Linked DNA regions of Mus musculus: region 2 is linked to region 1. A link is a loop called in an ENCODE intact Hi-C map of the cell type or tissue named here. Cell type or tissue: left cerebral cortex. All regions are shown on one strand. Each heading gives the region's core, and the rest is flanking DNA. Links, peaks and the distances in the headings are about the cores only.

Region 1 (5,372 bases), core at 133-5,132:
TGTGTGCAGCGTGAAGGTGGCACATGCTACATCCTCACCATGTAACCAGTTGTGTTAGTATTATGATGTTACTGTCCCTGTCATGCAGCAGGGCTGTACCGAAGGCTTGGATAAGAACAGATAGTGCTTTGTGAAGCAGCGTGAGGCGCTCACATGTCAGCTAAGATTCTGGGGAGCCATGCCTCAGCACATCTTCCTTATGTCCCCCGACTTGTGTAGTCTTTATGCACACGTTTGACTCTCTTTGAGGTCACCTATGATTGAGCTGTGTAACAGTGGCCTGGGTCAGCTTTCGACCTGTGTAGTCAAGTACCACTGCTGGGCCTCAAGTGAGAGCAGCTATTTGTCACTGATGGCTACCTGCCAGATGTAGTTCTAGGCCCATAGATCCCTGAAGACCTGAGCATAGCCACTCTGCTGTCTCTAAGTTGCCTCAGGAGTGGCACAAGCAAGCCCATGCACGCCATAGAATGCAGGGACCATGAGCCTCACATCCACCCTCCCTGCCAGCCCCAGACCACCAGCAGCCCCTAGGAATGCAGCTGCTGGGCCGTGAGACCGGGTGGTCTGTGAGCTCTGTGTGTGATGGGTTGCAGCAGAGCATGCTCCTGCAGCCCCTAGGGCTTCACCGCTGTGAAAGCCAACTTTCCCTTCTTTACCTTCTCCACAACATGTTAATGGCTCAACTGGAAGAACAGTTCACAGTTGCAGACAGCTTGATTTATCCCAGCTCTGTTCTTAAATGGTTGCTAATTTCTCACTGTAGGAAAATTCACAGTTACTGGGTGAGTCAGTGTAAGTACAGCTGAGAGCAGACAGCCTCGCTCATGCAGACTGTGGGTGCTCGGGTTCACAGAGTCATAGGACAGGGAGGAGCAGAGCGTCACTGCTCAGATCCTATATGAAGGTAGAAACCTGTGTGGGCACACAGAGTGTGTCCTGAGCTAGGCTGTCTTGACAGCACAGCTGTACACCACGAGGCGCTGAGACCCCTTGAGAGTATATGTGGAGACATGTCCACGTGGTCAGTGCATCTGCACCACCTCAATCAGTGCTGGTTACATACTGTGCTGTATGTAGATATTGTGCTGTGGACAATGTAGAGATGCCGAGGGGGCTGACATCTCTCTGTGTTTGCTCCTCTGGTTACCTGGTGTGACCGCGCCAGCCGGGACTGTGTTGGTGGTGCTTGTCTGAGTCCAGGCAGCCTGGTGCTGAGAGACCACTCATCACATCACCACCGAGCTGTGAGCTCTGGTCCAGAGAAGCCTTGACCCTTGGGACTGTTGGGGCCAGCAAGGCTAGAAAGCCCTTCCTAAGGATTCCCTGCGAATGGCCCTCTGCAAAGTTGTGTTTGTGCTGCCCTGAGGACACAGCTGTGCGGGCCCTCCTTCCTGAACTTACAAGTTTCTCCACTTCTGCCTGGTTCCTGCCTGAGCCACCTGGAGTTCCCCTCTCCTACCACAGACACTAAGAGGAGCTGATGTGACCCCGACACAACAGCTGCCGACTGTTGTATTGTAGCCATAGCTTCTCTGGGAGAAGAACCCTCAGTTTCCCAAACTTTCCCAGACACAGGCTTGCACATGGTTGTGTCCTGCCTGTCTAGCAGGGGCTGAGCATCCACGCAGGTGAGGCTGCCTGGTTACCGTGTTGTTTGTTGAGTGTCAAGGACTTGTGGGAATGTCCACTCGGGTCTGGTCTTTGACGCACAGCCAGTCAGGGCTCATCAAGGGGCCCCCAGGGTATGTCAGAGGCTGGCAGCAATATGTGCTGATGACTAGACAGCTTGTCATCCTGAGCCACAGAGGGAACAACTGTTTCTAAGGTTTGGCCAGACTTCACGAGCTCCATTCTTTCCGTCCCCTGTTATATGGAATGTACATGGTGCTATTTAATTACTTCAATCCCTCTCTTAAAGAGAAAAGGCTACCAGTATTCTAGAGGTATTAGTGCTTGGAAGGTTAGCTCAGTGATTTTCTTTGTCTGCAGGCCTAGTAGCTGTTGGATGTCTTTTCAGTATGGCTTCTCAGTATTAATTAATTCCAAGTGCACTTTGGCAGACAGGCCAAGGGGTCTTAGCAGGCTATTTGGAATCAGTTCTATTTTTAAGACTTTTAAAATGGTGAGACTTTTTCCAAATCAAAGGTTGAATAGCAACCAGCCTTTATTTGAGTATTTGTATAATATAATGTTAAAACTTGGATAGGCAATCAGTTGTTTGTGCCATGGATTATTTATGTGTGATATTAGGCAAAGGTCACAGAATACAGTGTCTTGCTCTTTTGATTTGGTTTTGCTTTTGTTGTTTTGGGAGGGTTGTTTTGTTTTGTTTTGAGAAGGTCTTATGTAGTTTAGCCAAGATGACCTTGAATTTCTGGTCTTCTATCTTCTACTTACCAAGTGCTGAGATAACAGGCAGACATCACCACACCCTATTTCTATAATTCTGGGGTCTGAGCTTCAACTTTGCTGTATCCTCAGCCCATACATAGTCTTCCTTTGGCTACACTTTCACTGTGCACAAGGAAGAGCCAATTGATTGAGCTTTTCAGGAAGATGACAGAGGAAATGCAGTCTCACAGGATTATCATAGAGTGCACTCAAGGTCTGTGGCCTCTTGGTCCTGTTTCATATGGCTAGTATTCATGTTTGTCCTGGCTGAGATGTTTGTTAAGCCTGCTTTTCACACTGACAGATTAGGACTTCTGTATTGGGTATATTATACTTAACTAATCCTGACTCTCATTTGTTTACTTTTTGAAATATATTTTGGATATATTCACGTCTCACTCCTCAGTGTGTGGGTGGCTGTTTAAAACCTCTTGGTTTCTTCCTGTCCTGCAGCTTGGTGGCCACTCCAGGCTCTGAGGGCTGGTGTGGGTCCTGCAGCCCAGCATCCAGTTTGTGACTGTGCTTCCTCCAGGCCCAGATGAGGTCCTTGCTCTGTTTTCAGGGACATGCGATTTCTCACAGTGCCCTGGTGCTGTGACTGAGTCATCTGCCCATGGCAATGAACACTAGGCTAGTGGTTATGTCTCTTGTAACTGGCTCAGACTGAATCTAGGGAGCCCCAGAGCTCATGGCCAGTGCTCAGCTCTTCTGGACCTTATTCTAAAAAAGAGTTTGAGGTAACAGGTGAACAGTTTCTAAAATGAAGTTCTGGGAGTGGCATTGGGGGTGGGGGAGTCTATATTTCAAGCTTTTGTTTATCCAAAAGAGGAAAAAGTACACAACAGGAAACAAAACTGGGAGTGTCCTTTCATCGCGTATTTTGAGTTCTCACACAAGCATGTGGATGTAGTAATGAAATCCAGCCCACATGGGCTGAGCGTCCCTTTTCTGAAGCATTCAGGACTGTGCTGGTTTGGGCTTGTTTAGGATTTTTAAATCTTTCCGACAAGTGATAGCGCCTCCGGCCAGCACCCAGGCTAAATAAGCATGGACTCCACTTGTCTGCTGAGTACCTCTGACATGCACCTGAAGATGGTCTCAGAGGACACTTAGCGTGGACCTGCATTCTGGAGAGTTTGGTTTTGTTAAGTTTTTGTTTGTGTTGTTTTGTGTAATCCAGGCCAGACTCAAACTCTGTATGTCTCTGAGACTGACCTTGAACTCCTGGTCTTCTTGCCTCTACCTTCCAGGTCCTGGGATTGTATATGTGCCCCTCCATGTCTGATTGGAGTTTTGATGTGGCCTGTCCTGTGGGCTCACGGGTTGTGTTCAGCAGCAGTGTTTCATCAGCTCAGAAAGTCTCAGATTTGGGACTTGGGGGTAAGAATGCTAGCTTGTCAGGCTAACCTGAGGAATGGTAGTTTGAGTCACAGACAGCTTTTATTTTCTTCTTTAATTCTCTTCTTTCTTATAAGCATGGTTCTTCTTAAACACAGACAAGATAAACGGTTGTATCAATCAAGTGAGCCAGTGCCCGAGGGGCTACAGGATCCACACATAGCACAGCTGGAAACTGGTGCCCAAGTTCTGGCAGGACTTGTCCCCCAGCCTTCAAAGTGGTCATGGTCTAAAGGTATTTCTGTTTCAGACAGACACATGTACCTTAGGGACAAGGATGCTGGCTGAGAACTGCAGTACCGGCACATCAGTGTTCATGCCTCCTGGAAAGGCATGCGCTCTTATGGGACCCATGTGTGCACAGGCCCAGAGACTGTAGAGAGGCATAGCCAGGGCTCATGTGTGACCTGACTGTGGGAGGCTAGGAGGCTTGTCAGATGACATAACTGATAGGCAAGTGGGCGACACAGACAAGATAACCTTCCCACCACAGTGGGCAGGCGGGCAGGAGAGAAGGGTGGGGCTGGGTGTTAGGGATTTGTTTCCTTGTTTCAGTCTGCTGTCTGGTGTCAGCAAGTCTAGGAGATGGAAAAGACTACTGTATGATGTCATCACCCATCCCAGTGCTCACTGTCCCCACTGTGTGCTTTCCAGAGTTCCAACCGGCTCCTGGGGAACAGATCTAGAACTGCAGGCAGCCATCATAAACTGTCTCGTGATGGCAGTGTTCATGGGGAGACACGGGCTGTCTGAAGAGGAAACTCGTTTGGTGGCCCTAGCACAGGCCTTTGCAGTTTGCAGTTTATCTTGTGTCTCTAGCTATTGGGAAAGAGCTTAGGCCCTACGTCCTGGCATTTCCTGCTTGTGTTGTCTGTTGTTAGTCAGATGCAGAGTTCTTGACCAGGTCTCTAAGCTAGTGGAAATGCCACCCGATGAGCAAGGGTACCTTTGTGAATTAGAACTGAGCACTTAGTGTGTCACCATGGCGCCAGCTGGGTGCAGATAGAGCAGTTGGGCCACCTTAGATGTGTGGTAGTTCTGCCTGGGCCCTCATGGGACACTTGTATGTGTGACATCAGGTAAGGGTCAGGGAAGGTTTTAGGATATAATGCAGTCACTAGACAGGCCTTGGGGACCTCAGAAGTCTCCACTCAACCCATCCCTGCCATATGTTGCTGTGGGGAGACAGTGATCATGACCAAGATGTCCTCTTCCTTGGCCCCACTGTGAAGTGAGGTTCTTCCTGAAAGGTGCGGGCAGTCATCACAAGCCGCGGTCGCTGTTTTCTTTTTTGCTGTCAGCTTGAAAGCATGAGCTGCTTAGCCCAGCTCCATGAGAACACAGTTAGAGCAACCACAGCCCGAAGAACTTGGAACTGCAATAAAATAAAACTGCCTGACACGCATCACGGATCTGAGTGGAAGGGAGGCTAAGGGGAGTTGGGCTGGCCTGCAGTGGCTCCATGCACACACATACTTGTTACCTGGCCCTCAGTGCTCTCTGCACCTCGGACCCTAGGTAAGTGAGGCTAGCCTTGTTGAAGTGACTCTGTGGTGTGTAGCCTATTAAATTACCGGCAC
Region 2 (5,372 bases), core at 315-5,314, 75 kb after region 1:
TTGGGTATTATGCAATGCCTACATGGAATGAACATGGCACAGTGCCCTATGAAAATGCATACTCTGTACCCATCAATATAAAAAGCTGTTTTATAAAAAGCCATCTTGGTGGGTGTGGACATCTGGGGTGGAAATGGTTGTTCCTTGAATTATCTAAGTTTGGTGGTATTTTGGTACGGGGGATTGAGTCCAGAGCCTCCCACATGCTAGACAAACCTGCAACTGAGCTATATTTCAGCTCCATTTATTTATTTATTTATTTATTTATTTATTTATTTATTTATTTATTTATTTATTTATTTATCTTTATTTTGAGACAAGGTCTCACAGAATTGACCAATGTCAGCCTTGAACCCTCGATCTTCCTGCCTCAACCTCTGTAGCAACTGGGATCATAGGCCTGCACTACCGGCCTGGCTTCAAGCCTAGCTGGCACTCCGATTTCATTGCTGCAGCGTGCCTAATGCTCCAAGCTTCATGTGATCATCACAGAAAAAGGTGTTGGTTTTTCTCAACTTAACCTACTCAAACAGATAGTCTTATAAAAAATTTAACATGTGTTGATTTGGGGGTTGGAGGTAGAACCCAGACCCTCACCTTTGCTAAGCACCAGTTATATCGCTAAGCCATGCCCCCAGCCAGTGTTCATTTGCATTAAGTCACACAGGCAATGAAAACAAAGGGCAGTGCAGGGAGCCCACGCTTTTCCTCCATCAGCTTCCGTGTATGGCTTCCCTGCTCACGAGCTCAAGATAGCTGCTGTGACTTGGCCACCAGGTCTCGTGTTCCAGACAGAAAGTGGGTGAAGGGTGAAGTGCTAAGCAGGAGAACGATCTCTCAGCATCTGGCCTTTGTCTGCACATTACAGGACAGACTCTCAGACTTGCGCCCACGGTCAGAAAGGTGTCAGGTGGTCACTGATGCTGGCAAGCGGCCCAGAGAAGCTGACCTAGTTGAGTTCTTGGAATTTTATATTCTGTGTGAGTGTGTGTGTGTGTGTGTGTGTTTGTGTGTGTGTGTGTGTGTGTACATATTATGGCACATGCATAGATGTCAAAGGATAACGTAGGGAAACCGGTTCTCCCCATCCACCTTGTAGCTTGATGGCCTTAAATTCAGATTACCAGGCTCGGTGGCAAGTGCCATCTGCTGAGCCATCTTGGGACCTGAAATGTTTTAAAAGTCTTTATGATGCTCAAAAATTTCAGTGACGGAAGTATGTCAGATCTCAGGGTTTCGAATGTTCAGACTATGGATGTTTAATATCCATCTGTCAAATATCCCCTAGTCCACAGCATGTCTAACCTCTGACTACCCATTTGGTCCCAAGCTCTAGGTTCAGTCTGCACAGCATACTGAATGAACCTATCAGTGACGTTAGAAAACTCAAGCACATAGAGTCCTCCCACGATAGCACTTGGTCCTGGAGATGACAAACTTGGGTTTACTTGCTAGCGAATGGCATAACCTTTACCAGAGCAGAAGGCCCCAGAGGAGAGGGGCCTCCTCAGGTCACACAGCCAGAGAACAAAGGCAGTCACACACTGTCAGTGTGCCTCTGGCCCCATACCATAGGAAGAGGAGCAAGCAAGGACATAGTACCCATTCCAACTTCTCTTAAACAGATAGAAAGACAAGTGTGTGTGTGTGTGTGTGTGTGTGTGTGTGTGTGTGTGTGTGTGCGCGCGCGCGCACGCGCACATGTGCGCGCCGTGTGCCCCCCCCCCCCCACACACACACACCTGCTCTCATACTGCTCTGTCTTCTCCCATAGGGAGGATCTTGGTTTAGAAAGTTGGAAGAAACAGGCAGTGGTACCACATTGGGGAAGTAGAGGCAGGAGGATCTCTGTGAGTTCGAGGCCAGCCTGGTCTACAGAGTGAGTTCCAGCACAGCCATGAATACACAGAGAAACCCTGTCTCAAAATAAAACAAAACTAAACTAAACAGTTGGAGGAGGTTCTCCTGAGAGAGCTGGTACCCTATGCCAGTCATCTACGCTGAAGTCCTGTGCCCAGGCCCTTCCCTCTCCGAAGACCAACTATCTTCATCTCGCACAGGGCTCCAGAGGGGTCTTCTCATACCCCAGGGCATGTCTTCAATGTCCCTCCACCCCCACCCCTTACAATCCCAATGAGTTTCCACACCCCAGCCCTGACTTCTGCCCTCCCTGCCTCCCCTCTGATCCTCTGGAATGCCCTCCTTGGCTACTTCCCTTTCTTTCTCCCCTCTTCTCTCCTCTCTTCTCTCTGCCCTCTCACTTTCCTTCCCTCTCCATATTCCTGCCACCTACTGACAGACTGCAGCAGGAACAGCCCTGCACCCCCAGCCCCAGCCGTTTCCATGGATCTGGGCCCAACACAAACAGCCCAGGACCCCCCACCTTCAGCCTGGCCTTGGGAGTAGGGTTGGGTGGGCAGATGAGGTCATTGCCACAGGCCCCCCAGCAGGCCAGCAGGCCTGTGAGGGGAGGAAGTGTTTGTTTGCTCTTGTTTCCTTGGCAACTTGCTGGACCCTTCCCCCACTCCCATCCCTGAGCAGGCCAGAAAAGCTTTGGATAGGACCACTGCCCCTTTCCAGCCCATGCCTTACTGTGCTGAGACCCCAGGACATTATCCTGGGCTGCCAGGAAAGGGCTATAACCCTTAACCCCACTTCCAGAGGAGGAATTTGGAAAATGGAGACAAGACCATTTCTGTCCAGGGTTGAGGATCAGCCTGAAGCTCCACCTGCTGTCCCCGGGTGACAGCACCTCTTTGAGGGGCAACAGGTTGGGGTCAGCTCCAACCTTCCAGGAACTGAGCCCAACCATCCCTGGCAGGCGGTGGAAAGAGGAAGGACAGGGCAAAACAGTGCCCCAGTGTGGCCAGTGTCCAAGCAGCTCCAGGGCTCCAGGGTGCCAGGTGTGTGTCTGCCCCAGCCCTGCCCCAGCCCTGCCTGAGCCCCAGCCCCACAAAAGTCACTGGCAAGTCCTCTCTAGTTCTCTTGTGTGCTGAGGGATCATAGAGAACCTCACAGATAGACCCTCACCCCAACCCCAGGTCAGACTAGGTCAACTCAGTCTCCAGAAAGCTGGGGATGGGCGCATACAGGGTTTGTGTGTGTGCATGTGCAGGCAGGCTAGACCCCCAGGAATGACCCCAACCCAACCTGCTCACAACCTTCTACAGTCAGCATGCCCTACCCTAACATCCCCAACCTGACAGCAGCTCCTGTGGGAGCTTACTATGAACAACCTGGACCAGGAACTGGGGACAGTTAGGGGTCCCCATGCTCCACAACACATGCAAGGCAACCAAGGACTTCCACTTGATCCCTGAGTCCAACCTCCTCTCCCTTCTCCCACTCTGTTCTTCTATCTCCTCTTGCTCCTCTCCTTTCCCTCCTCCTCCTCCTCCCCTCTTCACATCTTCTTCCCTTTCTCTGACCCCTCCTCCTTCATTCATTCCCTTCTGTCTCCTCTCCTCTCTACCTTCATCCTTGGTGCCTGAAGTCAGCCTTACAGGCCAGGCGGGATCCAACCCAATACCTTCCCACTGTTGCACACTCAAGCCTTTCTGAGACATTACCTAAGTGCCTCCTTACCTAATCCCCCAGTCATCTCCCACACCAGCCAGCCCCGCTGGGAGGAGAGCCAGATGCCTGCCTCGGCCTGGTCTCAGCTCAGGGAGTTGCCTGGTTGATCGCTGGCTGGCCCCTAGCACCTGTGTATCCTAGGCTTGTGTCTCCACCTATGAAAGACCCTGGGGTCATACCCTTGAAGAATCTGGCTCATGGGACCCACCCCTTCTCTGTGTTCACTTGCCAGCACTTGTGATTGGATAGCCTGTCCTCTAAGAACTGCCGGGGAATCTCTTCTCCAACCAGGAGTGGGAAGTACCGTTCAGGATCCAGGGTGTCTTGGTTCACTTGAGGAAGTAACTCAATGGGAGAGATCTCTCTTCCTGCCTCATGAGTCAGTGGGCACCCATCCACTGAGAAGCTCGGATGGGGGTAGCTATAGACTGTCACCATAGTGGACAGCTGTGCAAGGGAAAGACTGTGCAGGGGCTAGGAGGTGAGCTACAGTCAGCACTGTGACCCTACTATACTCATGCACACAAACAAACATGCATGTAGACACATATACATGCAAACACAATGAACCACACATACATCTGCACACATATATTCACAAAGGGACAAACCTATGGATGTAGCCAAGCAGAGTCACAAGATACAGAGATGTGTGGACATGGACATAGGAGATGGCTCCCATGTGGACATACATAAACACAGACAGACACATATTCATGAACACAGCCCCTCTGAACATGTATAGACACTTCTGGGCACACAGACTTTGACATACACACATAGGCATATTCACATGGTCAAGTTCATAAACCCTGAAAGAACAGCTAGATGCCCAGGGGACCTCATGCCTAAAGGAAATGGCCTATATAGCTGGCAGCCAAGATCCCAGGAGAATGACCAGGACCCCGTGGGCGGTGGGGAGGGCACAGTCTGTATGCCCAGGTATGCACATCAGTTCTTCTCAGTGGCTGATTCTGCCTGTCCAGCAGCTTCACACAGACTCGGCCAGAGCTCACAGTACTTACCCAACAGAATGGCCCCATGAAACCTCTCAAAACCCTGGGGAGGAACCATGTCAGTCACAGGGTTCTGAACTCCGAATGGGAACAGAGCTGCCTGGTGTGTGTGTGGGGAGGGGGGGACAGTCTGTGATCAGAGGCTCAGTGAAAGTCCAGCATGAGCACGGTCCTCATCTTCCTGGAGGCGGGGCTATGGATATGGACATCCATCCATAGCTAGTCCACAGTCCTCGGTTGGCAACCCGTGCCCTGCAGCTTATGGCTGCAAGTCCTGGAGCAGGGTGGGGAGCAGAGCATAGACCTGTGCTAGAGGAGCCCCTAGGAATCCAAGCAAGGTAGGTCACAGTGGCTGGAGAGACAGGCAGGAAAGGGCTGAGAGCCAGGTGGCTACTTTGAGAGCACCCCAGACATAGGCCAGGAGGTCCCCTGCCACAGAACAGACAGAAAAAGCTGTAGGAACCAAGCCAGAGGAGGTGTGAGAGCCAGAGGTGAAGGCTTTGACAGGAGGTCGCTTCTTAGGCCAAAGGATTAGAGAAGGCTTCTTTAAAGTGCACCAACTCCCACCCAGCCTTGACAGTGGAGGCAGAGAGAGACCAGGAGTCCGGGGGAGCCACATAGACTAGGGTTAGCAGTCCTTCAGAGGTTAGCAAGTCTCTTCGACCTAGGTCCTCAGAAAGGACCCTCCTTGTCCTCCCATTCTCCCTATTTCCCTCCCCTCCTTCCGCTCTCCCTCCTCCTCTCATATTCTCCTCTTCTGCCCCGCCTTACCCACACCCT

What was found. Hi-C counts contacts between places; a loop is a spot of excess contacts. Peaks named below come from ENCODE experiments on the same cell type or tissue, not always from the same donor. Only the 100,000 strongest peaks of a DNase experiment are listed, where the experiment ranks them.
Region 2: it touches region 1 in a loop (2.0-fold over the local background); 2 of 42 quality-filtered maps call a loop at or near these places.

The regions. Positions count from the first base shown.
Region 1 is chr11:59,408,649-59,414,020 of GRCm38, reverse strand. All of the region lies in intron 4 of Snap47 (synaptosomal-associated protein, 47), which reads left to right. Among named protein-coding and RNA genes, the nearest start is that of Prss38, 36 kb to the right of the region's middle. In left cerebral cortex, for the core only: no CTCF peak of the experiment used is centred there; DNase peaks (open chromatin) are centred at 296, 793 and 3,014; H3K27ac peaks cover 897 bases.
Region 2 is chr11:59,333,606-59,338,977 of GRCm38, reverse strand. No RefSeq gene overlaps it. Among named protein-coding and RNA genes, the nearest start is that of Gm51865, 18 kb to the right of the region's middle. In left cerebral cortex, for the core only: a CTCF peak has its summit at 2,300 (motif pointing left); DNase peaks (open chromatin) are centred at 1,335, 2,346, 2,500, 3,595 and 3 more places; H3K27ac peaks cover 3,406 bases.